Regions from separate parts of the Mus musculus genome. Here all the other regions are linked to region 7. The links are chromatin loops, found by intact Hi-C in ENCODE. Cell type or tissue: left cerebral cortex. All regions are shown on one strand. Region 1 overlaps Hook3 (hook microtubule tethering protein 3). Region 2 holds the start of Plpp5 (phospholipid phosphatase 5). Region 3 overlaps Lsm1 (LSM1 homolog, mRNA degradation associated). Region 4 overlaps Ddhd2 (DDHD domain containing 2). Region 5 overlaps Star (steroidogenic acute regulatory protein). Region 6 overlaps Lsm1 (LSM1 homolog, mRNA degradation associated). Region 7 has its middle 11 kb from the start of Thap1.

Region 1 (4,000 bases), 96 kb after region 7:
TATTACACATTATAGTTAAGCTTGAACTTTGTATTAAAAGTAGTACTGCATGGGCCAGTGAGGTGTCTCAGGAGGCAAGGGTGCTTACTGGCAAGATTGATAAACTGAGTTTACTCCTCAGGAACCATTGGTAAAAGGAAAGAGCACAGCACATCAAATTGTCCTTGACTTCTACATGCATTTATGTGTGCGCACACACAGACAGACAGACAGACCGAATGAGTTAATGTGGTACTAAAAAAAATATGGTAGTATTGCATTGCCCACTTTAAAACAAATTTATTTAATTTACAGTAATCCCTGTTCTCTAGTCATGAATTTCTTCTGTTCTATAACTTTCTGTATAGGCCAGGCTGGCCTCAAACTCACAGAGGTCAACCTGACTCTGACTCCAGAGCACTGGGATTAAAGGAGTGTGCAGCCACACGTGGCTGGGAACAGCTGCATTGAAAAGGAACTTTGCAATGTATTTTTAAGAATTAAATACTGTTACAGTGGTTTGTAGCTTCCATTATCTACATGGGCAGAAATCTTTGTGTCTTTTGCTTTCTCTTAATTTGGGCTCATGATTTTAAATGTTATATAAGAAAGTCTTTGGACATGATATAATTTCAATCCAAACCATAATTTGCCTTTCTCTTTGTGGTATTGTTTCTTTGCTGTTGTTGGTAATTTATGTTTTTGTATATTTATTAAACAGAGGTTTATATATATATGAAATAAAGAGACAAATTTTATTTTAATCGGTGTTTTTACAATTTGCTAACTTAGACTTTATTAAGGGAATATGAGTTTGAGACCAGTATGGTAAATGTAGGAAATTTCATCCTAATTACTGCTAAATAGCGAGACTCTGTCTCAACAAAAAGCTGCCCCCCCCCAAAGTGCTTATTTTCAGTTTTTACCAGGAATGTTCTTAATTTCCTTTACATTACCTCCCAAGAAATAAAAAATTTTAATTCTGTGTTACACCTCTGTAAGTCTTCATTTTTGTATTGAAATATTTCTTGTGCTTACTTTTCTTTCTAACTAGTTGAAGAAAACTACCGAAGAACTAAATGAAGCTTTGTCAGCAAAGGAGGAAATTGCTCAAAGATGCCATGAATTGGATATGCAGGTAAGAGCTCCTCTGTGCTGTGTCCCACCACAAATACGATCACGTGATTCAGTCTCACTACATGTGACCCTAATTACAAAGAGAGAGAGCAGAGCAAATAGGGTTCTGATTTAGAGGAGTGTGCTCTCTGTAATTTAACTAAACTCATTCATTATAAATGAACATTACAAATATAGAAGCAAAAAAAAAAAAAAAAGAAGGAATATCAATGCTTGAGTCTTCATTTGTGCCAGGAAGCTTGCTTTCCTACTTTGGGCAGTGGTGCGAGTCCTCCTAGTCTACGTGTGCTGCTGGGCACTGGGTGCTTTACCTGTGCCTGCAGCAGCTAGAGGAACAAGCTGAGGTTCCTGCTGCTCTGTCACTGCTCACCTTGTGCGTGTGTGTGTGTGTGTGAGGCGGGGTCTCTCAACAGACTCAGCCCGCAGTTTTGGCTAGGCTGGCTGGTCAGCAAGCTCCAGGATCTATCTTCACAGCCCCTTAGCACTGGAGCTGTAAGCACGCATGCCTGTCTGGCTTTCTCTGTGGGTTCTGCAGACCAGTGTCTTACACGGTGTTTTGTTTTGTTTTGTTTTGTTTTGTTTTGTTTTGTTTTGTTTTGTTTTGTTTTAAGAATTTTGCATTCTTATCACAGTATCTGAGACTTTGTGTGTTCATCCTTGCCAATATCTTTTTAAATTTATCCATTGTCATGAGACTTGCTAATTTTGTGGCTTGAATTTGCATTTACTCGGTGACTATTGATTATTGTCTTTCCATGTGCTTATTTACCGTCCTTGATGAAGTCTCTTTTCAAATAGGAAGTAAATCCATCTATGGTGGCCTACACCAGTAATCCCGGCTTCCCCGGAGGTTTATGCAGGAGGATCACTGGAGCCCCACAATTTGAAGTACCTGAACAATGTAGCAAGACCCTTTCTCAAAATTAATTTTTAAAATTCTCACTCTTAGATATTGCCTTGCATGCATAACATTCAAAATAATGTAGATGTTTTCAGTAGAGTGGTTGCTAATGTGAGGTGGCACTGAGCAGTCAGAGGCAGGCAGGTCTGCTAGCAGCCAGAGGCCAGCCATGTCTGCAGAGTGAGTTCTAGGCCAGCCAGGGATGCTCAAAAGTAGGCAAACTCGTAATGGTGATTCACAAGAGTTTGAGTTGGATAACCACAGTCCTAATTCCAACAGGTTGCAGCACTGCAAGAGGAGAAAAGTAGTTTATTGGCAGAAAATCAGATACTAATGGAACGACTCAATCAATCTGATTCTATAGAAGATCCCAATAGCCCAGCAGGAAGAAGACATTTGCAACTTCAGACTCAGTTAGAACAGCTGCAAGAAGAAACATTCAGGTAAAAGGCCACTCCTTACAACCTAGTTTTAAAATTTCAAAGCTAAAAATAAAGGGTGCCAGGATGGCTCAGACAGCAAAGGTGCTTGCCACCAAGCCTAACTACCTGTGTTCAGTCCCCAGAACCTTCATGGTAAAAGAAGGGATCCAACTCCAGCAGATATTAGCTAACTCTGACGCACACAGATAGACTTTTATAGGACTTGTGGGTAACTACAGACCCAAGTGGCTGTGTAATAAAACAACATCTTCTCACACGTCATGAAATATCTCCACATCTAGGAAATTCCATCAAAGCTATGTATATAAAACTAAAGACCTAGGGGACCAAAACCCTCTTTTGGCCTCTACAGGCACCAGGCACACAAGTGATACACAGACATGCATGCAGGCAAAGCACCCATACTCATAAAGTTATTTTTTTTAATTAAAAAAATAAAAGGTGAAATTGACACCGACCTCCCAATTTTAAATAATTTTGAGTAAAACAGATTACTCCAGAAGATAAGGTTGGGTTCAGTTTCAGCATTTTGTCACCAACATGGGTTCCAGAGGAAGTAAAAAACTTAAGTGTTACATTTTAAACCATTAAAAATACTGTCAGGAAGTGGAGAGTTAAAAGACAATAATGTCAAATATTTACCAAAAGCAAAAACTATAAAGTCAAAAATTCAATTGAATTATATAAAATTTACAACTCTTTATTAAATACTTATACAAGAAAAATTGAAAGTAAGTAGTCTACATGAAATACATTGGACAGTAGACAGGAGGGCCTTGTAACTCCAAGGAAGGTTGGTGTTTGGTTTTGTGGGTCTAAATACAGCTTTTCTTCATATATATTCTTGTTAAAAATTTGGAAACCTTTGCTCTTTTCTCCTGCTGTGAGAACTTTGTGCATCGATTAAACCTGTTTTCACGGCAGGTAGGACTTGGGTAGAGTTTATGCTTACAGAAGTGAGATACATGCTCAGGAGGAATGGAATTTGTTTTCTTTTCTCCCTAAGGAAAATTATGAGACACTTAATAGTGCTTTTTATCTATTTTGTTTGGCTGCAGACTAGAAGCAGCCAAAGACGATTATCGAATCCGCTGTGAGGAGTTAGAAAAGGAAATCTCTGAGCTTCGGCAGCAGAACGATGAGCTGACCACTTTGGCAGACGAAGCTCAGTCTCTAAAGGATGAAATAGACGTTCTCAGGTAAAGAGTCGCCCTTCGCTGCAATGTTGGATTCCCTGCCACCCCCAGCCTCCCAGACACACACAGATGCAAACACACAATGCTCCATCTCAGAGGTTACAGACGCTGGCATCTCTGAGCACACAGACATGTTTAAAAAGAAAGTGTAAATGAGTATCTAAATGGCTTTATAAGCACTTAAATTAATAGGGAAATAAGTATCAAATAAATGTTAGATTCCCATGGCAGTCACTCCACTGCTGTCTGCACTGGCTCTTCCTTCTTGCTACTCTTCTTTAACTGTGAGCCCTCCTAGCCCTTGGTCTGTGTCATAAAGACTGACTTCATTTCTTTGCTGGCAG
Region 2 (4,000 bases), 450 kb after region 7:
CCCTGCCAGGTAGAAGGAAGCAAAGGCCAGACCAGCAAATGCAACTAGAAAGGGAAGACCTGTGAGTTTTGTGTCCTGTGGGGTCCCCGTCACTCCTGTCCAGACAGGGCAGGGAGCAAGAGCAGGGCTTACCCCTCCTGATTACAGGGAAAGGGAAAAAAATGAAGGACTGTATTTTCTGTCCCAGAGTTAGTATTTTAAGTAACAGTAGTTTCTGGTATAAAACTTATGGTGAGAAGTCTACAGCACCGTCCACAGTAATAAGTGGGAATCACAAAAATATACCACGCTGGGTTCCTGGGAGCTACAAAGGTCACAATGTAAAAGGCTGGGCAGCCCCTCACAAGTAGTAGCTCTTAAATATATTTTTTTTAATGACTAGTAAGAGATGGCTCATTCCTCCAAAGCTTTAAGGTTAAATGTAACTCTATTTAAAGTAGGTATCAGAGCTGGAGGAGCCAAGAGTTGAGTCGGCAGCAGTTAGCTTTTGAGAGGACCTTGGTTCAGTTCCCCAACGTGGCACTCACACTGGTCTGACCCCACCTCCAGGGGATCACACACCTTCTTCCAGCCCCTATACCATTTGCGTGTGCACACGTACATGTACAGGTGTACACACACACACACACACACAAAGAGCGGAACATGGACATGTAAGTATTTAAGTAGTTCCCATGAAACTCATACAGGAAGAATGTCCACTGGGGAAGCTCTTTCGGCCCTCGTTCACCACATCCTCGTCCCCCGTGCACGTCAGATCAGAATGGGCCAGCCCATCAGGGAAGCAGCGGTAGAAGAAGTCTGGGCGGGGCCTGGAAGAAATATAATTTACTCTCTCAGGAAGTATTTTTCAGTAATAGTAGATGTCAATAATCTGTTGACCACTAATGTCATAGGCAAAATAATGTAATGGGGTGAGATTAGTGTTTATACTGAGAAAAAGGCCTTAGCCACGCGGCCAATGTTCAAGAAAGTCTCTAGCATATGATTGTATCTTAGCACAGAGCAGCTAGTCATACTGCAGCTTTAGGTACATAAAGGTGGTCGCTGTGGGAAATACTCAGGACAGGACGCAGACCAGGTGGTACACTTGGAACAGGCAGAGGGCAGGGAGAGGGAGTTCTGGTGAGAAAGGAGAGACTAGTCTGAGAATCCGGGTAAACACTGCTTGAGAATGTGGTGGTGTGTGTGTGGGGGGCGCTCAGGGAGGTTTGAGTGCCAAGGCTTCTCACTTACCTGCCCACTATCAGTTTGATTATGTTGGTAAAGACACCATTCAGAGCTAGGGCAAGGCTGGCAGCTGGAAAGCAAAGAAGCCGTTAGTGCCATCTGCTTGGAGAAGAGTAAGCCACCACCTCATGAGTAGAGCCTTCATTGCTTTGAGATAGAACCCAACCAGAATAAAAACCCAAACGGCCTAGGGGCAGAGAAGTGGAGCACTGAGGAACACCTATGTGGCACCTGTGTTAATAGGGAACACCTGTGTGGTGTCTGTGTTAATAAGGAACACCTGGCCGGGCGTGGTGGCACACGCCTTTAATCCCAGCACTTGGGAGGCAGAGGCAGGTGGATTTCTGAGTTCAAGGCCAGCCTGGTCTACAAAGTGAGTTCCAGGACAGACAGGGCTACACAGAGAAACCCTGTCTCGAAAAAACAAACAAACAAAAAGGAACACCTGTGTGGCGCCTGTGTTATTAAGCACATTCTCATCAGTACTGCTTTTTGGTCTCATGGGGTAAAAAGACATACTTTAGGGGTACAGAGTAGCTGAACCCCATAGCTACTTGCCAACACTAAGACAGGAACAACTGGAACAAGGGCGACTTACCGAGGCAGGCTTGCTTGCTGTCGGTAGCGTCAGCTTTCCTTAGAAACTTGGCGAGGAAGATCAGGGACAGTGGAGTGAGAAAGGCAATGACCTGAAGGTAAAACACAGGGTCGGTAAAACCAAGTCCCTCCTGGCCTAAAGCACCAGCTGCCGCGCACTAACCAAGATCGGGGCTCAGATTGCCCACCAGACGCCTCGCCCTAGCCCTGGAACTCAAGGCAGGGGAGGAGTCCCTGCCAGCGGAGGAGGGCGGGAGGGCAGCTCACGCACAAACATGCGGCCGGTGGGGAAGTATTCCGCCTCCACGTACGGGTTCCTGTAGAGCCACAGCTCCTCGGGCTGGATCCGCCGCTGGAAGGGAGGGAGCAGCTCGGTCACCCTGGGGAGGAAACGGGGAAGATTGACAGGCTACCTCGGCGGAAGAACCTGCCGCCCCGAGCCGCTTAGGAAGTGCGAGCGCCCAGGGACGCCTGGGAGCGTTGACAGATCCTTACAGGAAAGCCACAAAGAGCAGGACCCGCACGCCCAGCTCGGCTCCCAGGGCCGCCGTCCCCATCCCGCCATACGTGCGGATCAGACGCTGACGTGGCCCCGGCGCGCCGTGGTTCCGCCCGCCCGGTGTCCAGCGCCACCTAGCGAACTCCGCGGGGACTGACTACCAGCGGGGCCTCCGGGCTACAGGAAATTCAGAGCTCATTTGCTGTGTTATGAGTACCACCTAACAGATCACCTTTGGGTCTCAAAGCAATGTGTCCTTCACCAACCACCCAGATCAGCTTATAGGACAAGAAAAGGAACGTCATTCTCCAGAGATGCTTCCTCTACAAAAGCAAACCAGAAAGCCCACTTTAAAGAAACTATGTCTTTGGAGCATTTCGAAGGGAAAAAACTGGGCTGAGGGTGAGTGGTTGTATTTTTGTGTCTCATTTCCCAGTAAACTGTACCATGAAATTACAGGTAAAGAACCAGCCCATATTCTTAAGTAGACCATACAGGACAATTTATTAAAGTCAACCTCAAGCAAGACCTGAAATCAATGGAATGCCATTAAAAGCTTTCCCACATTCTTACAGAAGCAGAAAACATATTTGAATTCTAAAGTATCTGTAAGTTAAAAAGGCAGGATTCCAGTAAATACAATGTACAAAACCTGTCCCACCAGCACACATCAGTAAGAAGCTCAAATGTTACAGGCAATCTCACATACACTACACTAGTTAACAGATATGTACAGGTTAACTAAGATGGTAGGCTCATACTTTGCAATAAGACATTGGTCAATAAACAAAATCCTTAAACTATATTTTGAAGTCATTAAACAGTAATGCCCTAGTAGAATACCCCTGGGGAACATTAACACTAACCCCTTAGTGTTAGGAGCGCCAAGTCACAGAAACTAAAGAGACTGACTAATGGATGTTGACACTTTGATATTTCACAGGTCTACAGCGTTCATTACAGGTAAATACAGATGTAAACAATCTATCAAGAACTTTATTCAAAGAACACAAGGTGAGGGTGGGATCTGCAGATATGTGTTTATTGTGTAATATTTAAATGGACACAAATGAATTTGCCATAGCAGTTGAAAATACACAAATCTTTGTATATAAAAAGAACTTTTTAGCCAGCTGTAATCAGTTAGCAACTTGGTTATTAGCGGCAATACAGTTACTTACCATAGGGTACAAAAAATGAGATGTTAATTGATAACAAAAGTGTAATTCCCTCATTCCCTTTAACTGACAAGAATTCCCTGTTGAGGCAAAATGGCAGATACTTGAAAGCCATCTGCACAGAGCAAGGCTCAGTCAGCAGGTAAGGAAGGCTTCTCGTCCCTTAACGGACGCAGTGAAGTCACAAGAAAACCAAGGACCGAATACTGACTTTGGCAACTTCTATTTTCCCTTGAACTTACAAGTCAATGACTTTCAGAGCCTACTGAAGGACAAACAATACTTTTCTCCCCCCTCCCCCATACACAAATACAAGCGCTCACATCTGCCACTTTTGCAATGGATTGACAAAAGCCAAACAATTGATTTTCCCCCCCTTTTTGAGACAGGGTCTCTCTACATAGTCCTGGCTGGCTGGGAAGCGTTAGGTAGGCCTTGAACTCTCGGAGATCCTCCTGCCTCTGCTTCTGGAGTGCTAGGATTAAAGGCGTGTGCA
Region 3 (4,000 bases), 380 kb after region 7:
CCAACAGGGAGTGGAACCAGCCAAAGAGAATTGTGCTGCAGTAAACAAAGATGAAAGGAGTTGGAAGTCTGAAGAGTGCTTTGACAACAGCCATGGAGATGCAGAGTTTGGAGTTTGCCCAGCTGGGATTTGGTTGTATTTGTTCTAGCATTTACTCACTATGACATTTTGGAACGGTAGTGTATATCCTGTGATGTTTTAGGTGTGTGATCTGCTTTGACTTTAAGTGATTGAATGAATCTCATAAGACTTTGAACTTTGGACTTTTAATTGTTGAGACTGCAATATACTATGGGGGGCTCTGAAAGTTGGACTAAATGTGTTTTGCATTATGCTATAATGCAGACTCATGTTTGACAAGCCTATGAGGGCCAGGGAGTGGCACTATTTGAAGGTGTGGCCTTGTTGGCAGATGGGCTTCAATACTCTCAGCCTAGCTGCCTGGAGGCCAGTCTTCTGCTGCTGACCTTTGGAACAAGATGCACAACTTTTAGCATCTCCAGCACCGTGCCTGCCTGCAAGGTGCCATGCTTCCCACCATGATAACAATGGACTGAGCCTCTGAACCTGTAAGCCAGCCCCAATTAAATGTTGCCCTTTATAAGAGTTGTGGTGTCTGTTCACAGCAGTAAAACCCTAACTAAGACAGTTTCAAACTAGAGGAGTTCCACCTACCACAGCTTCCTAACTGCTGGGATTTTAGACATGTGCCACCATACCTAGCAATGCTGTCTCTTTCTTTCCAGTTGAGAGAATGTGTGCCACCCTTGCACAGGCCATGTTAATCTTTGTACTGTTTGGACCTTAGTATAAGTGCTATTGAAGCAAACACCAGCAATATTGTTTTCTATCCGACAAAGTCAACAATATTTTGCGAGTGAAATCAAATCTTTAAAATGCCAAAGGTCACAGACTAACATTAATTACTTTCTGTAGTGTTGCTCTGGCAACCACAGCTTCCCTAGTTGCCAGCTTCCTGTGGGAAGCTTGGTAAATTGGAAAGCAGCAGCCAACATCAATACCCAGACGCACAGCAGTTTAACAGTCTCACTTACTATTTCTCCTAGTAGGACCACATTCTCTCCTCTGACCACGAAAATCCCTCGAGGAATATCACCGTACTTTTTGCCCACATGAATTCGCTCCACAGTCTGATGGAGCACTAAGTTAGCTATAAGCACACAAAGAAGAAACAGATCTTTAGTTGACATTGTTGATTATAAAGTCTATAACTAAATTATTTAGTTATTTTTAAAATTTTATCAGTTATGACAAGCCATATATGAGAATTTGTTTTATTTGGGGGTGGGGGGGGCAGGGTCCCAGGGTCCCACTCTAGCCTCAGCTGGCCTGGAAGTCCTGATGTAGCATTTGTGGTGATTCTCCTGCTTCACATGCTATACACGCTGAGACTACAGGCATGTTCAGTTTTAGGAGACTTTCAAACAAGTAAAGAGCATTTCCGACTCTGCTGTGCTAATGAACAACTGATGGTAGGAATAAGTTACTTCTGTATCATTTCCTGCCAGTATCAACATGGTCCCTAGGAAATATAAATGAGTGGGAAGCTGGAAAACTAGAGCCTAGCCAACTATTAAGATTGAAAGTCTGCATTTTTAGAAGGAGAGCTTCCTTACTGTGTGAATATATGTATGTGATGACTTTAGTGAGATTTAATAGTTTTTAGTAATTAGGACTCATGTAATCCAAACTAAATTTTATGGGTTAGGACACAACAACGATTTATATAATCATGCATGGTAATCTAGGAATTTGCTTTTTATCTCTTCATAGCACTTACATGAATTTAACTTAAGGTTTAGAACATTTTCTTCTTAAAAATCTTTTTCTCCTTTGAATTAGTACTATTTGTCTTCCTTGAAGTAAAACAGAAGTTGTTTTGCTTTGGTTTGATCTGTTTCCAAAGTGACCCTCTTGATCTACCCGTAAGTCCCTGGGACCCAGGCGCACAGCTGGCTGTTTAGGCCTCCTATGTTTGCCCTCACATTCAAATCCAGGAACCCAGCAGATGACCAGCAAGTGTCGGTGTGAACGGAGAGGTTTCTTACACCAAAGGGAGAAACAGATCTCTTCCTTCAGAAAGTGCAGACAGATGACTAAATCTGATGTATTCCTGTATGTAAACTACTGAGTTTATCTGTGTTCTGCCCCCAACAAGAGTTTCGGGAAATGGCCTCGACCCTATTCTCACTGGACAGGGAAGGATTACCTCCAGGAAATGATTTTAAGACTAACTTTAAACCTGTCACCTGGCGCCCTCTAGTGGGGAAAATAAGTGTAAATCAGTTTTAGAATACAAACTTGTTTTGTGAATGAACATACAAGGTTTTGAAACACCTAATCATAACTCTAAAACAATTTACTCGTGGCGCATGCCTTTAATCCCAGCACTTGGGAGGCAGAGGCAGGTGGATTTCTGAGTTCGAGGACAGCCAGGGCTACACAGAGAAACCCTGTCTCGAAAAACCAAAAGCCAAAAAAAAAAAAAAAATTACTCACCCCAACACTTCCATTAGGCTGATACATGTGGAAAAGTTAGATAAGTAAATTTCAGTATGAAGCAGTGCAAAAAAATTTTTTGGGATCATAACCAATACATACCAAATTGATCAATGCTTCTTAAAAAACCTATAAGTGTTCTTCCATCTCGAAGTAGGACCAAGTGCTTTTCTGGGAAAAGGAGAAAAGATCTATTAAAACAAAGGTGTCAGTTTCAGTGAACTTATACAGTATCAATAAAAATTCAGTTAATAGTTGTCTAAGCTGTACCAGACCCTCTTCTAATGTATTTAGTATGGAGCTCGGTGTAAAACACGGGATGGAAGACTGTAGCCTGGGATTTAAATGACATCAGTACTGCAGAGACTTGGAGCAGTTAGTGCTGTTGAGCTAGAAAAGGACACTGAGTAGCCAGGAAAGCAAGTGGTTCTGGCCCTGATGTTACAGTCAACCCTTTTAGCATCATATAATTTCTCTACCTTAAATAGAGAAGCTTAGTCTAGATGGCTTTTATTTTTCTGAGAGGGTTTTACTAACCTAGTGGAGCTCATATTTAGGATAACCTAGAAGCCCCTCCCTCCTTTTTAAAAAAAAGATGTAGTTTATACATAGGAGTACACTGTAGCTGTCTTCAGACACACCAGAAGAAGGGCATCAGATCCCATTACAGATGGTTGTGAGCCACCATGTGGTTGCTGGGAATTGAACCCAGGACCTCTGGAAGAGCAGTCAGTGCTCTTAACTGCTGAGCCAGCTCTCCAGCCCCCAGCCTTGAACTCTTAAATGCCTTGCCTCCATCTAAATTCTGGGATTATGGAAGTTCTAGTTACTTTCATCGTTGGCTAAATTTCTATTACCTTAATCCTAGAATTATTTCAACATTTTCATTCAATCAAGGAAATCTGAAATGAAAACCCTGCTTTAGAGGGGCTGGCTGGGTGTGTAGCTGAGAAGTAAAGCCCCTAAACCCTAGGCTCAATGCCCAGCACCAAAACTAAAATTCAGAAACGTCTCAGACAGGCAAGATGTGATAGAGACCTAGAACAGGAACTCAAGTAAAAGCTTTAAAAAAATTATGTGTTGTGTTTGTCTGCGCACATGCTTGGAGAGACCAGAAGTTGGCATCAGACTCCTTAGAAGTGGAGTTACAAACAGTTCTCAGGGAACCACGGACATGGGTGCTGGAAATCACGCTGGTCTTCAGGAAGAGAAAGAAGTCTGCATATGTAACCACTGAGCAGTCTCATTAGACTGAATTAAACATTTATTGAACGCTCTAAACCAGCGGTTCTCAACCTGGGGGGTAGCAACCCCTTTAAGATCAGACAACCCTTTCACAGAGGTTGCCTATCAGATATCAGATATTTACAATTTATAACACTAGTAAAGTTAGTTCTTGGTTTTGTTTTCTTGTGTGTGTGTGTGTGTGTGTGTGTGAAAGATTCATGGCCCCACCAAGCTTGTTTTTTCTTCTTTTGGT
Region 4 (4,000 bases), 430 kb after region 7:
AAAAAAAAAAATTAGTTGAGATTGCAAAAAGTTGGATATCCCTGTTTTATTTTGTGTAAGTTAAAATGTATTTAAAACTGGGTGTGGTAATTATACCTGTAATCCCGACACTGGGGAGGTTGAGGCGGAGGGTCCAGAATTAAAGGAAATCTCGTCCTCAGTTACACAGTAAGTTTGAGGCCAGCCTGGGCTACATTAGACCTTATCTCAAAAACAAAGCAAAGGTTAGAGTTAAGGTTCATTGTTGTAAATATCTTGAATGATATATCTCATATTATAAAGTAGTATTAATAAAGACATTTTCTGAGTAATAAACTTTATGATACAATTTTTAGGGTTCGTTGAGCTCTGCTGAGGATCGAGGCGATGCATCAACATTAGAAGAAGACTTGAAGAAGCTTCAACTCTCTGAGTTTGTCACTGTCTTTGAGAAGGAGAAAGTTGACAGAGAAGCTCTGGTAAGTAGTAGGCTTTTAAATGTTACACCAAACAGTTCTCAGTTCTTTTATCCTCACACTTTTACCAAGAATGTGCCCTTTGGAGCTCTCTACTTCCAGATATCTCACCACTCATGATGGGCTTCAGCATTGCTTCCCTGCATTTTGTCAAATAAAGCGAGGGATCCTTGCTGTGTGGGAGCTCAGGGTTCCCATGGACCATATTGCTGTGCACATATCAGAGTGTGATCTAAGCAAGCTTAGAGCAGATGTGAGTGTCTAACAGGAGCTGCCCGGCTCTTACAGTTTCCGTTAGGTAAAGCGCTGCACTGTTGGTATTCTCTTTCTCTCACTTTTGCTGTGCTTTTTCTGATTTGATACATCGCTTCACTTATTTAATAAGTGCCCACTATGATCAGGCATGTGCAATAGGGTACTAATAACATGGAGCTGGTTACTGTGTTAATTACGCAGTTAAGAACTTAGGAGGAGGGCCTGGTGAGATGGTTCAGCAGTAAAGAGCACTGACTGCTCTCTCAAAGGTCCTGAGTTCAAATCCCAGCAACCTCATGGTGGCTCACAACCACCCGTAATGAGATCTGACGCCCTCTTCTGGTGTGTCTAAAGACAGCTACATTGTACGTACAAATATTAATAAATAAATCTTTGGGCTGGAGCAAATGGGTCCAGAACGAACGGGGCCGGAGAGAAGAAAATGTGTCTGAGGACAGCTACAGTGTACTTGCATGGAAACTACACAGCAGTTTAAGAATGCAAAGGGAAGGACAGCCTTCCCCTCTAAAGTGAGTGGCACTTATGCTGAGATTTTGTTGTTAACTCGTTGTCATCCTTCTGTGTTAGCCAAAGTCCTCACAGCTTTTGTCCATCAGGAGGAGTCTAAGTCTAACCATCACTGGGTACCAGCTTTCCTAATTGCTGTTTTTCATAGAGTATTCTATGACTATCCAGTGACACTGTAGTTTTTACTAATACTTCTTGGGTTATTTTATAATTAAGACAAGACTTTCTTTATCAAAGTTACTTGTGTGTTATACCTTAAGGGAGCTGGATCAGTATAGAACCAAGAACAAGACTGACTCCTTTAGAGTCTAGAACATTTCATTGGTTTTACTTTGCTTAGAAGTTAAAAAAACCTGTTGTGTTGTTTATGCCTAGGCTTTATGTACAGACAGAGATCTTCAGGAAATGGGGATTCCCTTAGGACCCAGAAAGAAGATACTGAACCATTTCAGTGCCAGGAAGAATTCAGTGGTATGTGTCTAAAATGGCTTAGTGGCGTGAGAAGGTTCGTTGACACTGATAGTATCTTTATGCTTTGTGAGATAGACACCCTGCTAACCAAGTAACGCTCTGGGTGGCTTTCCACACGGGGATGAAACTAGAACCTTACCCACGCTAGGCAAGCACCTGAAAACTGGGTGCTTGTTTTTTTTGTTTTTTTTTTAACGTTTTATTTGAAGACAGAGTCTCGCTAAGTTGCCCTGGCTGGTTTTGAGCTCACTCTGTAGACCAGGGAGACTTCAACTAGAATTTGAAATCACCCCGCCTCAAGCCCCCCGAGTACCTGGGACTGTTGCCCTGCAGCACCAGCCCGGCCAGGGCCGCTGTCTTTGTGCTGTGTATTGGCCAGGTGAGGTCTCTCTCTGCTACTCAAGTGTCTTCACACTCCTGGCATTGTTATTTCCCTTGAGACAGGGTCTTGCTCTGTAGCTGTGACTGTCCCGGAACACACTATGTAGACCAAGTTGGCCATGAACTCAGAGATCCTCCAGCATTGCTTCCCAAGTGCTGGGATCAAAGGTGTGTGCACCACTATACCTGGCTTCCTCTTTCCTTAGCAAATTGTTTGAACTACAGATGAGGACTACCACTCTTGGCAGAGTAGTTTTCATCATTGGACTTGGCTTTTTTAGAAATTAAACATATTTTCTTTATCTGCATCTTTAGACACACTTTTGTTTTCATGTCTCTCTCCTAGAGCTCCTACTGTTCAGATTTATCTTTATAACAGAGTGATTCATATCACATATGATTAGCTTTTCGCAATATAAAATCCAGGTGTTTTTAGGCTTCCTTATTTTTTATAACCATCCCTACTAATTCTAGAATGTCTCCATCACCTCCAGAGCACATCCCGTACTGATTGTAGTCATCACTGCGTATGACTGCAGCCTTTGCCAGCCACTGCCAGTCTCTGTGTTTATGCTTCTCTTTTTAATAGTAGTAAGTTTTCATACAAGTGAAATTATGCATATATAGCCTTTTATGACTGCCCTTTTTCATTTAGCAAAGTACTGCATATTAAGATCTGTATATGTTCTTTCTGTCCGTGTGCTGGTGGTGGGGGGGCATGGACAGGGAGTGACCCTTGTCCTTAGCCTCTGAGTGCTGGGATCATGGGCACTAGTTTCAGGCCGTAGTGATTAACTCCTTTTCAACTTTTCAGTAGACCCAAGTCTTTGTAAGACACAAGTCATGCAAGCATTAATTTATTCATTCATTCATTATATCGAGATAGGGTCTTACTGTGTAGAACTGCCTTGCATGAACGTCACAGAGATCTGCCTGACTCTGTCTCTAGAGTGCTGACCTTAAAGGTGTGTGCTACCACAGCTGGTAAGATCCAAGTCTTGATCCAGTATTTGTATTATATGCAACCCCCAGAGAGACATCACATTTGCCTTCATTGCAGACGCATACACTTTGTAGAATTTAGCAACAGTGATTTGCCTGTCATATGGTTACTTGAAATTTCAGCTGGTGCCAAAATGCTTTCGTAATTTATTTTTATTTATATATTTTTGAGACATGGTCTTACTGTGTAGTTGTAGCTGGCCTAGGACTCACATGTAGATCAGGCTGGCCTTTAATTCATAAAGATGGGTCTGCCTCTAACTCCTCCCAAGTGCTGGGGTTAAAGGTGGGCTCCACCATGCCTAGAATTTACTTATTTTTTTTAAAGATTTATTTTATTTTGTTTTTATATGTTTGATTACATGTATGTCTGTGTACTCATGTGCGTGCCTGGTACCCATGGAGATGAGAAGAGGACATTGGATTCTCTGGGTCTGCAGTTACAGCTAGTTATGAGCTACCATGTGTGTGCTGGGAACCAACCCCCAAGTCCTCTGGAGAGCAGCCAGTCTTACCCACCGGGCCGTCTCCAGCTCCTCTTCCATTGTTTTGAAGCACATAGGGCTATCAGCTCATATCATATGGCAAATATCATTTTTTCAGTACATTTATCTTGTTTTGTAAGGGATGCTACATAGAATTATTGGTTGCCATTTTAAAGCTTTTCCTTTGACTGTAGCAGCTATTTCCAGTGAATAGTATTTCCATGAAACTATTTTTTTCTTTTGTTCTTTTTAGAGTATTAATAGACCAGCCATGTCAGCCTCTGAGGTAAACATCTCCAAGGAAAATGGTGACTATCTGGATGTTGGCATTGGGCAGGTAAAAATACTCTTTGGTTTTTTGGGTTTTTTTTTCTACTACTAGTCATTGGTAGGAATAGATAAGACTCATTTTTAATGAGGACT
Region 5 (4,000 bases), 350 kb after region 7:
TTCTGAGTTTGAGGCCAGCCTGGTCTACAAAGTGAGTTCCAGGACAGCCAGGGCTACACAGAGAAACCCTGTCTCGAAAAAACCAAAAAACAACAACAACAAAAAAAAGAAATTTCCCGGGCTGGCGAGATGGCTCAGTGGTTAAGAGCACCAACTGCTCTTCTGAAGGTCCCGAGTTCAAATCCCAACAACCACATGATGGCTCACAACCATCCATAACGAGATCTGATGCCCTCTTCTGGAGTATCTGAGGACAGCTACAGTGTACTTACATATAATAAATAAATCTTTAAAAGAAAGAAAGAAATTTCCCAATGTTTGAATGACTATTAACACAATTTAATATACTTGTCTGCTGCTGAATCCCCCAAACTTCTTTCATACATTGAATATCTTTTTTTGCTTTTTTGAGGCAAGGTCTGTCCATATAGCCTGACTGGCTTCAAACTGACAGAAATCTGTCTTGCTATGCCTTCTTTGGGGTGTCTGCATTATTTAAAGCTGGGGTCACAGCCTACCAGCTGCTAGATAACCACTAATGCAAGGACTAGTCCAAGAAAGAACAAGCCAGCTTGTAGAATGAGCTCATCGGTGTTCGAAGGACTCTGAAGAAAGTGAAGTGATGGTCTTGGAAGAAGTATGAGTGGGTGTTGGCACATAACCATGCCCAGGTCTCCTGTCTACCTACGTGTTTGTGTACCTGGCTTTCCTGCATTAGAAGTTATCAAGGTGCTTGACAGTACTTAGCAGTGTCTGAAAAAAATGCCCAGATGCCTGCAGGCCCCACCATTAATCCCAGCACTTGAGAGGCAGAGGCAGAAGGGTTGATATAAGTTCCAGGCCATCTTGGGCTACAGAATGAGTGAGAAGATCCTGTCTCAAAAGAACAATTGAAGTGAAACAAGAAAAAAAAAATGTGTGTACAGTTGTAAACTTGAATGTGTTAATAAGGTTCGTTTGAAAGATTAAAAAAGAACTACTACCCATCTATAGGTATCAGAATGCCAGTGACAACTGCTTTTATTAAAATATAAGATTAAACAAATGGGTCAAACATCCCAGACGGCAGAGATAGAGTGACGGTGTGTATAGGAGCAAACACTAATCCAATCAAAGCCACAGTGTTTGCTGAAGGCGCTTCTCCACTGGCAGCCTGTTGTCTCGAGGCCGGCACACATGGGTCTTTCAGCACCCAAGTGGCTGCTCTCTTAACTGATTCCCGGGATGGTTCTATCAGAAACACTCTACAGCTGCCCTCGCTCACCTTAAAGCACCGAGGTGAGCAATAAATATCAGTGAAGGCTTAAGACTTCAATAAATAAGTACATGTTCCACATTGTTCTATTCATAAATAAGCTCAGTTCTTTGCAAATGATGGGGGTTACCCACACGATAAGGGACAGAAAAGTGGGCCAGCAAAATGGCACTGCGGATGAAAGTGCTTGCTGCCTACCCTAACAATCCAGGACCCAAGACCCGGGTGGGGGTCGAAGGCACACTCCTGAAGTTGTCCTCTGACCTCCACGTGTCTGCTGGGGCCCATGCACACTCACACAGACATTACTTTTTTTTTTTTTCATGCTTAGAATGAAAAGCTTTCGGTTGTTAGAATTGTTCATCCTTAACACATTCGGAAAGGAATTCCAATATATACCAGTATTTATGTGTGTAAGGTACTTAGTGTAGATAAGCAGCCATAAGGACCTCTGTTTTTCATCTCTCTCCTTCCATCTCTGTGGCTTCTGCCATCATCAGACTTGGTGGCAAGCACTTACACCCTGAGTCATTTTGCTGGTCACACTTATATTTTTGTCATTTTTATTTTTTTATGTTTTTGAGCAGCATTTCTCTATTTAACAGCCCTGACTTTCCTGGAACTTACTCTGTAAACCAGGCTGACTTCAAACTCAAGAGATCCACCTGCCTCTACTGGGATTAAAGTCGTGTGCCACCGTCACCTGGCTCCCAATTTATACCCTTAAAGTGTAATATCTCCAAATCCTGGAACAGGAATGTTATAGCTCTACTGACTTCTAGCTATTTGTCTTCCTAGAAGGTAACATAACATTTTAACCTTTTCAAATAAGGAAGCTGCTAGCTCTGAGCCAGGCTGGCATCTAATCTGTCTATAAACAATAGAACAGTCACTTTATCTTAACATTATTGGTCAGTATTATTTGATCAGTATAGGTAAATGAAAATCCCGTCATAATCTTCCTGCCAGGATGCTGTTAATCTTAACTACCAACTCCCAAGATTTTGTTCCTGCTTTTGTGAGACGGTCTCACTGGGGTCCAAGCTGGCCTGGAACTTGGAGCGATTCACTGGTGTCACCATTTGCAGTGTTGAGATTAAAGCTGTTGAGCCACCGTGCCCGACAAGGGTTTTGTTGTTAATGTTAATGGGTGTTCAGCCTACATATCTGTATGTCTATGTACCACTTGCATACCTGGTCCCCATGGCGGCCACAAGAGGGCATCAGGTTCCCTGGGACTAGAATTAGAGTTGGGAGCTGCTGTGTGGATGCTGGAGATTGACCCTGGATTCCTTGGAAGAGCAGCTTGTGCTCCCAACAGGTCAGCCATCTTTTCAATCCCTGGGTTTTGTGGTTTTGAGACAGTCTCATTATGTAGCTCTGGCTATCCTTCTGTGTAGACCAGGTTAGCCTCAGTATTAGAAAAAATCCACCTGCCTCTGCCACTTGAGTGTTGGGATTAAAGGCACGTGCCTTTAATTATGAGATTGCCTTTTTAGGAAAGAATCTAAACAGTCAAATGACATAAATCTCCGGACGTTTTGTCCCCTTTTGTGAGCTAGGAGATTTAAGCGCAGAGTTCTGCTGAAGCTGTGATTCCTCAGGCTGGGACCTGACATGTACAGGCTGAAGTGTGCATGTATGTTCTTTATTGTCATGGGATTAGTAGGGAAGTCGGCACAATGATGGTTTCATTTCTCCTCAGAGAAAAGTTGGAATACTCTGGAAAGGCCCTTTGTAGGTAGTTTCATTCAAGTTCTGGCCTTTTACAGAGGAGAACTTTTACAGAGTTTCCTAGGCAAGACCTTGCTTTGTGTGCACACTGCCTTCAGGTAGTGACATTTGGAGCTGGTAAGACAACAGTTCCCGATCCTTAGCATCCCCTGTTCGTAGCTGCTGGTGTCTTTTAGGTCAGCATATACAAGCCTAGATGAAAGGTTTCATAGCTACTTATCCCTTAGCCTTCACAGCTATGCAGTGGGAGACACTAGAGAACTTTTATTCTAAGCCTCATTTCTATTTTGCTGATCCTGATTTTACCAGTCAGTCCTAGTGTCTCCTGACTACCACCCCTCCCGATGCTGTTAGCTGAAGATGGACAGACTTGCAGGCTTCCTGTGAGAGCTTCCAATGATTTGCAGGTCAATGTGGTGGACAGTCCTTAACACTGGGCCTCAGAGGCAGGGCTGGCTTCCAGGCGCTTGCGCAGGTGGTTGGCGAACTCTATCTGGGTCTGCGATAGGACCTGGTTGATGATTGTCTTCGGCAGCCACCCCTGGGGTAGACACAAGAGCACTGGGATCCTGAGCACAGTTCTGTACCCCACATAGGCAGGGGCACCTCAAGCTTGGTCTTGCTGGATAAGGGGGCCTTAGCTGCCTTATGGTTAAAGATAGGATGTGTGACCCCGAGCGAGACATCTGTGTCACCTGAAAGGTGAGAATCCCCATGTACTGGGCCTAGGATCACCTTTGTAAATGGTCATGATTATATATAAAACTGATTTTAAAAAAACTATCTTGGAATCTCAAATGTGATCTTCCTATTTCTTCCCTAAAGTACTGAAGTTTATGACACTGCACCTAGCTTTTTTTTTTTTTTTTTTTTTTTTTTTTTTGGTTTTTCGAGACAGGGTTTCTCTGCATAGCCCTGGCTGTCCTGGAGCTCACTCTGTAGACCAGGCTGGCCTCGAACTCAGAAATCCGCCTGCCTCTGCCTCCCGAGTGCTGGGATTAAAGGCGTGCG
Region 6 (4,000 bases), 370 kb after region 7:
ATTAATAGCTTTTCATCAAAATAAAACTTGAGTTTGGGAGATAACTTAGTGGACAAAATTCTTGCTGTGCCCTTGTGAAGACCCAAGTTTGAACCCCTGAAGTCATATAAAGCCATGGTGGCTACAGAAGACAAATACTATATTTTACAATTCCAACATCAATTTAATTTCTGCGGTTTGTTGCTCAGGAAGAAGGTCTAAAACCTTGATTCAAATGTACACCACACTCCTACTGCTGTGGGCAATAAACTGTTCCTCTGTTTCACTAACAAGGAGTCTCTGTGGCAACCATTGACAGAAAACATCATGAGGCCTGGTAAGTCATTCTTGTTTAGTCCAGTGCATTATTTCTCTAGTAATTTAGTTTTTAAAATTAATTAATTAATTAATTTTAATAGGGTTTCTCCGAGTAGCCTTGGATATCCTAGAACTTCCTTTGTAGACCAGGATGACCACTGCCTCCAAATGCTAGGATTAAAGGCATGCACCACTATGCTTGAATAAATTATTTGGTTTAATAAAAATACTTAATTTCCCTTACTTTAAAAATACACACTGTAGGAAATTTATAATAAAATCAAACACCTTAAAAATTACTTATAATTCTCATATGGAACACAAATACTTTGGAGACTATTATCAATTCCCAGGTGTAGGCCAGTCTATGTTATCAGAAGCATTGAATCTATGTGTATCTTCTGGAACTTTGTTTTCAAACATGTGTGAAAGTCTGAGGACAGCTTGGTGGAGTACACTGCTCCTTCCACATTCACTTGAGTTATGGGATTTCAAGCCTCTGCTTGTCAGCCTTGCACACTCTTGCAGGCCTAGGAACTGCTTTTGTTCTGTGGTGCTAGGGGTCACACAGGGAAGCATTCTACTGCTTAGCTATGTCATCAGACCAGGCATATCTATGACTTAGAACAAAACCAAACCCATAGTGAAAATAGTGACTAAATTTTGTTTTCATTTAACACAGCATGATATACTTTTTATGTCATAAATATTTAAGAGCCAACTTTGTATGTAGAACTATAAACGAACCTCACTTACCCTCTCACCCTTAAAATGTATAGGTATTATTTATATTTCTGTAACAAAGACAGCCTATACAGACAATGTAGTGAAGTATGGCTGGACTCCCCCCACTAAGCCCAGACAGGCTCTTGGTTATTCAGCAAAAGCTGTCCTAGAATTCACTCTGCAGCCCAGGCTGCCCTCATACCCACTGCCCCCTGCTAGTGAATACTGGGATTACAGGTGTGCCAATTCAGCAGGCTATATTCTCATTTCTGTTCCTGTGATGCATTTCTTTTTAAAAGATTTTATTTTTTATTTATGTGTATACAGGGTACCTGCAGAGGCTAGACAGGGTTCAGATCTTCTGGAGCTAGAGTTATAGTCAGTTATGAGAACCCTATGTGGGTGCTGGGAATGGAACTCGTGTTCTCTAAAACAGTAGTAAGCACTCAATTATTGAACCATCTCTCCAGTTCCTTTTATGACTTTTGATGAGATGGTCTAGAAAGACACTGATCAAAAACATCTACAGATGTCTCAGTCTGCAAGTTAACTGACACAGGCCTCCAAGGTTGCAGAGCTCAGCACTGTGGTATCAGATGGAGGGCTCTCACCAGGAGATTAGAAGCCACGCAAGTTGCATAAGTCACTTGAGTCAAAGGTTATCTGCTAAAAACTATATAATCACCCAACCTTTCCCGCATAACCCTGGGATGAAGAAAAGGCTGTTCTTAGCTCTCTTCCTGGTTTTCAGTATGTTACTCACTAAGCTACTCACCATGACTGTGAAGCAACCATCTCGACAGTAAACGCCCTTAGTGCTGGAATCTTTCATCAGAGAGGCAGAGCCCAGGCTGGCCGTAAACTTGTGATCTGATCCTACCTCAGCCTCCATGCCACCATGGGGTACATTAGAGACTACTTATTCAATGTAATGTTTTTCTAAAGAGATTCTAGGTTTTCTTGAGCTTTAGTACATAATTTTTTCAGACTAATTGCTGATTCACATAATCATCCTTTTTTAAAAAAATATTTTTTTATTAGATATCTCCTTCATTTACATTTCAAATGCTATCCCAAAAGTCCCCTATACCCTCCCCCAGCCCTGCTCCCCTACCCACCCTCTCCCACTTCTTGGCCCTGGCATTCCCCTGTACTGGGGCATATAAAGTTTGCAATACCAAGGGGCCTCTCTTCCCAGTGATGGCCGACTAGGCCATCTTTTGCTACATATGCAGCTAGAGACACGAGCTCTGGGGGTACTGGTTAGTTCATAATGCTGTTCCACCTATAGGGTTGCAGATCCCTTCCATAATTATCCTTTTAAAAAAAGAATGAATATGTGCACTGTGTTCATGCCTAGTACCTACTGAAGGCATCAGCGCCCTCAAAACTTAAGTTACAGATGACTGTAAGCCACCATGTGGCTTCTGGGAGGATAACCCAGGTTCTTTGCAAGAGCACATGCTCTTAACTGCTAAGCCATCTTTCTAGCTCTACCACAAACTATTTTAAGCTGAGGTATGAATACACTTTGTTTGAGAAGGGCGCTTACGTGCATGTACAAGTAAAGGCTGACATAGGGCGTCTTTACCTCTCTATCGGATTTTTTGAGACAGTCTCTCAAGGAACCTGGAACTCTTGGTGTGTGCTTGACTGGCTGGCCTCTGAGATCACAGAATCTGTCTGTTTTCACCTCCCAGTGCTGGGGAGCCAACTCAGGCTCTCATGACTGTGCAGCAAACATTTACCCAGCAAGCCATCTGCCTAGCCCAGTGTGCTGGAGACAGTCCAGGCTGAGCTGAAAGTCACCAGACAGCTGCGAGTAAGCTGACTGTTTCCAACATAAGTCAGTCTTTAATTTCTTCTTCCTTCCCTCTCTTCTTTTGTGGTGCTGAGGATTAAATTCAGGGTTCCAGACGTGACACCCAAGTATACTGCTACTGAGCAAACCAACTCCTCCTGCCCATTAATTTCAGCCAGTCTCACGGGTATTTTGATTTTCCTAGCAAACCCAATAGGATTCAAGGTTTAAATATACTTAAGAAAATATGAATAAAAAGTTATCTATGTAACACACATGTATGTATACATATAATCAACTTCTATTATGTATGCATACAAATACATAGCAAGCAGTATTTCAACAAATGTGATTAACATTTCATTTAATATCTGGTCTTTCTGGCACAAATATTCATGTCCCTTCTCTCTGGTCATAAGCTCCACTCTGAAATCTCAGAATGGCTTTTTCTAACCTGTTTCTGTTTTTTCCCCTTTAAAAACACATACAACACTTTCCTCAAATGCTGCCAATTAACTCCATGCCATGAAGACCTACTTGTAACGTACAATTTAATTTTACTTTTTAAATTATGTACATGTGGGGGTGGTATATGCATTTGACACAGGTGCCCTGGGATCCCCTGGAGACTGAGTTATAGGCAGTTGTGAGATGGGAACCAAACTCAGGTCCTCAGTGAGAACAGTATGTGCTCCTAACTCCTGAGCCATCGCTCCAAGTTCCTAACCAGTTATTTAAATTAACATATTTCAACATGTAAATCTGTTGTTTTCGGTTGCATTAAGGACTTTACTACTGTGATAGACTCCAGCTCTAAACTGTACCTTTTTTTTAAAAAAAGAGATTTATTTATTATTATAAATAAGTACACTGTTGTTGTCTTCTGTTGTTGTCTTCAGACACACCAGAAGAGGGCGTCAGATCTCATTACCATGCTGGGATTTGAACTCAGGACCTTCGGAAGAACAGTCAGTGTGCTCTTACCCACTAAGCCATCTCAGCAGCCCCTAAACTGTACCTTTATATGTCAGGACAGGTAATTTAAATTCTGTAACTTTCTGCATTTGAGGTTAAACACTACATGACTATGTTATTCTTGTTTTTTTTTTTTTTTTTTTTTCTTTTGAAACACAGATTATATTGGAGCTCAGGCTGGCCTCAAACTCACTATGTAGC
Region 7 (4,000 bases):
TAATTAATACTCTTGAGTATAGAAAATAAATCAAAGAACAAGATGGATAACACCTAATAGTGAAGGAAAGAAAGAAAGAAAGAAAGAAAGAGAGAGAGAGAGAGAGAGAGAGAGAGAGAGAAGGAAGGAAGGAAGGAAGGAAGGAAGGAAGGAAGGAAGGAAGGAAGGGAGGGAGACAGGAAGGAAGGAAGGAGAGGGAGGGAGGGAAGGAAACAGGAAGGAAGGAAGGAAGGAAGGAAGGAAGGAAGGAAGGGAGACAGGAAGGAAGGAAGGAGAGGGAGGGAGGGAGGGAGAGAGGAAGGAAGGAAGGAAGGAAGGAAGGAAGGGAGACAGGAAGGAAGGAAGGAAGGAAGGAAGGAAGGAAGGAAGGAAGGAAGGAAGGAAGGAAAGAGAGGGAGGGAGGGAGGGAGGGAGGGAGGGAGGGAGGAAGGAAGGAAGGAAGGAAGGAAGGAAGGAAGGAAGGAAGGAAGGAAGGATAGAAGGGAGACAGGAAGGAAGGAAGGAAGGATGGAAGGGAGGAAGGGAGGGAGGGAGGGAGGGAGGGAGGGAGAGAGAGAGAGAGAGAGAGAGAGAAAGAAAGAAAGAAAGAAAGAAAGAAAGAAAGAAAGAAAGAAAGAAAGAAAGAAAGAAAGAAAGGAAGAAAGAGAGGACAGGTGGTCACAGTCCACAGTCACCGCAGCTGGCAAGAACCAACCCTTCTGGAAACAAAAAGTAAACAAAACAAAACAAAACAAACACAATGTTACAACTCAGTTACAGAAAGATTCCCAAAGAATTAAAGGATAAACAGTTTCAAGGCAGAGAGAGACCCAAGGTGGATTTGGGGGAGCTGGGATAGGTCCCATCCCTTGGCCCCGCAAAGCTGGAAGGGAGTCAGTATTGCACCCTTCCCATCGAAGGTGAGACAAACAGAAACTTCAAGTGTGCATGTCAAACGTCTGCTTCAGCATGGCAGCAGGGGGCCCGGCACTCCCCATGGGATCAGGGAAGCAAGGCCCTCACATTCTCCCCTTGTGACAGATATAGGGGCCCATAGCACGTGCATTCCGCAAAGCGAAAACGAATTCTAAGCCTTCTTTGTGGAAACACTGGGTCCTTCTAGAGTTTACTGAACACTTTTTTTTTTTTTTTGAGACAGGGTTTCTCTGTGTAGCCCTGGCTGTCCTGGAACTCACTCTGTAGACCAGGCTGGCCTCGAACTCAGAAATTCACCTGTCTCTGCCTCCCAAGTGCTGGGATTAATGCGCCACCATGCCCGGCTGCTGGACACTTCTTGACCCAAGGAAATCCCAGGCTTACTTTTGAACATTTTCTCCCCAAATGTCTACAGCAAAATGAAATTTCTAAAGGTGCAAGCAATTTTTTTTCATGAAGATGAAAAATATTATTTTTCAAAAGTAGGATAGCCAAATGGGAGGATTCCCTGGGTTGTGTTGCATAGGATCTCACCGTTTTTAAAAGCTGAGAACAATTCTTACCAAACTTACAAAATGTTTACAGTTTTTGGAACATGAGATTATGAGCAAGCCACTGTGTTTTAAGCCACCGAAACATACATTCTAAGTCTCAGACTCTTAGATCATAGGAAATGTCATTTCTGACCCTGTGAGAGCTATAACAAGTGTGTTCTTTTATGTATGTTTTTTTTATTTGCTTATTATGATAAGCAAGTTTCGGTGTAGTCACAATATGCCGCAGTGTAAAAACTGTGTGCACATGTGTGGAGAAGGTGAGATTGGCTGTACAGTTGGATTCCAGCAAATGCTTCCCTTTTCTGAGCGTTGTAGAACATTGGAGTCCTGGGTATTCCCAACACCAGCCAGCAGAGGGCAGAAGAAGACCATAAATGAAAACATCCGGGTCTTTGCTGAGCCCACTAGCTAAGTAAGGTTCCTCCTCTGCTTGAATATTATCATCTAGCACTTATGAACGTGGAGATCAGAGCTAGTCCACTTACTCGCTCACTAATACTCAGTAGGTGCAGAGACTTCAGCAAAGAACAAGCTGTCTCACCAAACCCCGATGTAGCCAATGGCTAGACTCGGAAAACTCAGTGAATTTGCAGTAGCCCGGGGAAAACTTGGGAAGGCATATCCCGAGTAGGACCTAAAGGCTATATTGCCAGGAACTGGGCAAGCTCCTGCAGATGGCAGGTACAATAGTTGGGGACAGTCTGTGCTGGAGGCTGGGTGTGCAGGCTATTCTGACTCCTGATACCTGCTCCGTCTGCCGGCATTTCCAAAGCTGTTTTTCTCCGACTGGAGTATTCTTTCTCTTCTTGAGAATTCATTGCCCCATGCTCGCTGTCTGCCTTGTTTCTGCCCCCACCAAGCCCTGTAGATTACAGGTTCTTAACCAGGTACTTAAGATTGCGTGTGGTAAATTATAATGTGGCTTTTATAGTCCAGGCAGCCTGACAGGCAGCCCTCTTTAAAAACGGAAATACATTCATTCCTACTGTGCCTTGCCTCCTATCTGGATGGAGAATGTCATATGGACTTACAGACTATATATTAAGGAAAAACAGTGAAAGGGAATGGTGAAAGCAAATATTAGAGATTCAACCTACAAAGGAACCAAGATCTTCTTGTGTCATATAATCTTTAGATTACGCTACCAGGTCTCTTTATAGGAGCAAGACTATTACGTTCTTCAGGTTGTCTTCCTCCTTCTGTAGGCATAGCTAAACTAATTGTGGGCTCAGGTTTCCAAGCAGCTAGTCACCCCAAGTCTATCCAGGGAGGGTTTTAGGTTAGACATCTATAAAGGCAGCGTCTTCTGTCAGCTTGATTCTACTCAATCATAGGCACTGAGTTGCCCGCCCATGGTAAAGTTTAAAGATATCAGAGAGAGACCCTTAAAGCCAAGGGTTGGCTGTCTTTTGTGACTCTGTGTCACGGGGACAGATAACACCTCCATGGTAGAAAGTACCCATGCTCTCTGTACTTGGAAAAAGAGAATTAGCTTTTAGTATTTTTCCACCTCATCAAAGGTGCCCGTTTTATGCTGCTGTGTGGTATGTTACATCTAAATGATCTTTAAACTTCTCTCATAGAAAGTTAACTTTGGCTATAAGCATTTTTAAGGCCCCCGCCCTTTCTCCTCCTGATATAGTTCTCTAGAATAGATTTCAGTATGATTTTTATCAACTATTTCTTATATATCATAACTGGCATATTATGAAACTAGTTTATAAAGACACAGATTTCAATGTCCATTTAAATAACTGTTAAAAGAAGAAGAAAAAGAAGAAGAAGAAGAAGAAGAAGAAGAAGAAGAAGAAGAAGAAGAAGAAGAAGAAGAAGAAGAAGAAGAAGAAGCTGGAACCAGGATGTTTTCTGATTGGTCAGGCTTTGCTGATAATGTATAAGGCACATTGAGCAGTACTGCTTAAAAAGAAAGTACCAGCCAGTAAAAAACTAGTTTCCCTGGGAATCAGGGCTGCACACACAGCTGCTTACAGACAGCCTGAATTGTGCTTGGTGGCTGAGATGGGAAACGGTGTTTGCTTGAACTCATTAGTTGGTCCAAGGTTCAAATCTGTTAAAGGAGCCCTCTCATAATCCCAGCAACAGAAAGCCTGTTTCCCTTCAGTTGCTTCAGCAGGTGTGTAGATATATTCATGTTTACATTCCCGTGTGCTGTCGCTCAGCCGCGCCACCAGTGTTAGCTGAGTCTGGTCTCCGAGAGAGTTTATAACGGCCATCTAATCCAATAGCACATGAGGATGGGAGCGGACATCCTTAGTCTGCAGACAGTGGGAAAAGCAAGTCGTGTGGCTGAAGCACAGCATAGGAGTGAAGCGACAGCAGACGTCCATTCCCTAAGATTTTCCCTTTTTTTGCAAATATCTCACTTGGATAATACAAATCAGGACATGTTGAATGAATGACTGCCGCTTTTATACACACCTGTTCAAGGAAAGCACAGAAAATATATCTGCAGCACAGCCACTCTGGACCCAAGAGGAGTTAGTGGGGAAAGGGAAACTTGCCTGGAG

Evidence for each region. A loop is a pair of places that touch in the nucleus more often than their neighbours do. Peaks named below come from ENCODE experiments on the same cell type or tissue, not always from the same donor. Only the 100,000 strongest peaks of a DNase experiment are listed, where the experiment ranks them.
Region 1: a loop joins it to region 7, with 2.4 times the contacts of the local background. A loop is called at or near these places in 5 of 42 quality-filtered maps.
Region 2: a loop joins it to region 7, with 5 times the contacts of the local background. A loop is called at or near these places in 6 of 42 quality-filtered maps.
Region 3: it touches region 7 in a loop (5-fold over the local background); 25 of 42 quality-filtered maps call a loop at or near these places.
Region 4: it touches region 7 in a loop (5-fold over the local background); 20 of 42 quality-filtered maps call a loop at or near these places.
Region 5: a loop joins it to region 7, with 2.9 times the contacts of the local background. A loop is called at or near these places in 8 of 42 quality-filtered maps.
Region 6: it touches region 7 in a loop (2.8-fold over the local background); 13 of 42 quality-filtered maps call a loop at or near these places.

What each region holds. Positions count from the first base shown.
Region 1 is chr8:26,070,717-26,074,716 of GRCm38, reverse strand. Hook3 (hook microtubule tethering protein 3) reads left to right here. Exons shown (of 22, transcript NM_207659.3): 8 at 1,034-1,117; 9 at 2,297-2,460; 10 at 3,519-3,659. Among named protein-coding and RNA genes, the nearest start is that of 1700047A11Rik, 9.9 kb to the left of the region's middle. In left cerebral cortex, no CTCF peak of the experiment used is centred here; no DNase peak of the experiment used is centred here.
Region 2 is chr8:25,718,474-25,722,473 of GRCm38, reverse strand. Nsd3 (nuclear receptor binding SET domain protein 3) reads right to left here. Exons shown (of 23, transcript NM_001081269.2): 23 at 2,807-4,000. Plpp5 (phospholipid phosphatase 5) reads right to left here and starts at 2,426. Exons shown (of 7, transcript NM_028000.1): 1 at 2,323-2,426; 2 at 2,099-2,207; 3 at 1,829-1,919; 4 at 1,237-1,300; 5 at 688-812; 6 at 1-44. The coding sequence starts at 2,384. In left cerebral cortex, a CTCF peak has its summit at 2,464; DNase peaks (open chromatin) are centred at 1,166, 2,169 and 2,405; H3K4me3 peaks cover 1,554 bases; H3K27ac peaks cover 1,093 bases.
Region 3 is chr8:25,790,848-25,794,847 of GRCm38, reverse strand. Lsm1 (LSM1 homolog, mRNA degradation associated) reads right to left here. Exons shown (of 4, transcript NM_026032.1): 2 at 2,623-2,691; 3 at 1,056-1,171. Among named protein-coding and RNA genes, the nearest start is that of Lsm1, 7.3 kb to the right of the region's middle. In left cerebral cortex, a CTCF peak has its summit at 2,281 (motif pointing left); a DNase peak (open chromatin) is centred at 2,279.
Region 4 is chr8:25,735,921-25,739,920 of GRCm38, reverse strand. It overlaps Ddhd2 (DDHD domain containing 2), which reads left to right. Exons shown (of 18, transcript NM_028102.1): 10 at 336-458; 11 at 1,614-1,709; 12 at 3,831-3,914. Among named protein-coding and RNA genes, the nearest start is that of Ddhd2, 16 kb to the left of the region's middle. In left cerebral cortex, no CTCF peak of the experiment used is centred here; no DNase peak of the experiment used is centred here.
Region 5 is chr8:25,812,303-25,816,302 of GRCm38, reverse strand. Star (steroidogenic acute regulatory protein) reads right to left here. Exons shown (of 7, transcript NM_011485.5): 7 at 321-3,530. The coding sequence ends at 3,417. Ash2l (ASH2 like histone lysine methyltransferase complex subunit) reads left to right here. Exons shown (of 16, transcript NM_011791.3): 16 at 1-303. Among named protein-coding and RNA genes, the nearest start is that of Star, 5.8 kb to the right of the region's middle. In left cerebral cortex, CTCF peaks have their summits at 260 (motif pointing left) and 2,466 (motif pointing right); a DNase peak (open chromatin) is centred at 2,403.
Region 6 is chr8:25,797,687-25,801,686 of GRCm38, reverse strand. All of the region lies in intron 3 of Lsm1 (LSM1 homolog, mRNA degradation associated), which reads right to left. Among named protein-coding and RNA genes, the nearest start is that of Star, 8.8 kb to the left of the region's middle. In left cerebral cortex, CTCF peaks have their summits at 1,255 and 2,437; a DNase peak (open chromatin) is centred at 2,781; H3K27ac peaks cover 429 bases.
Region 7 is chr8:26,167,161-26,171,160 of GRCm38, reverse strand. No RefSeq gene overlaps it. Among named protein-coding and RNA genes, the nearest start is that of Thap1, 11 kb to the right of the region's middle. In left cerebral cortex, a CTCF peak has its summit at 1,820 (motif pointing right); a DNase peak (open chromatin) is centred at 1,841; H3K4me3 peaks cover 507 bases; H3K27ac peaks cover 248 bases.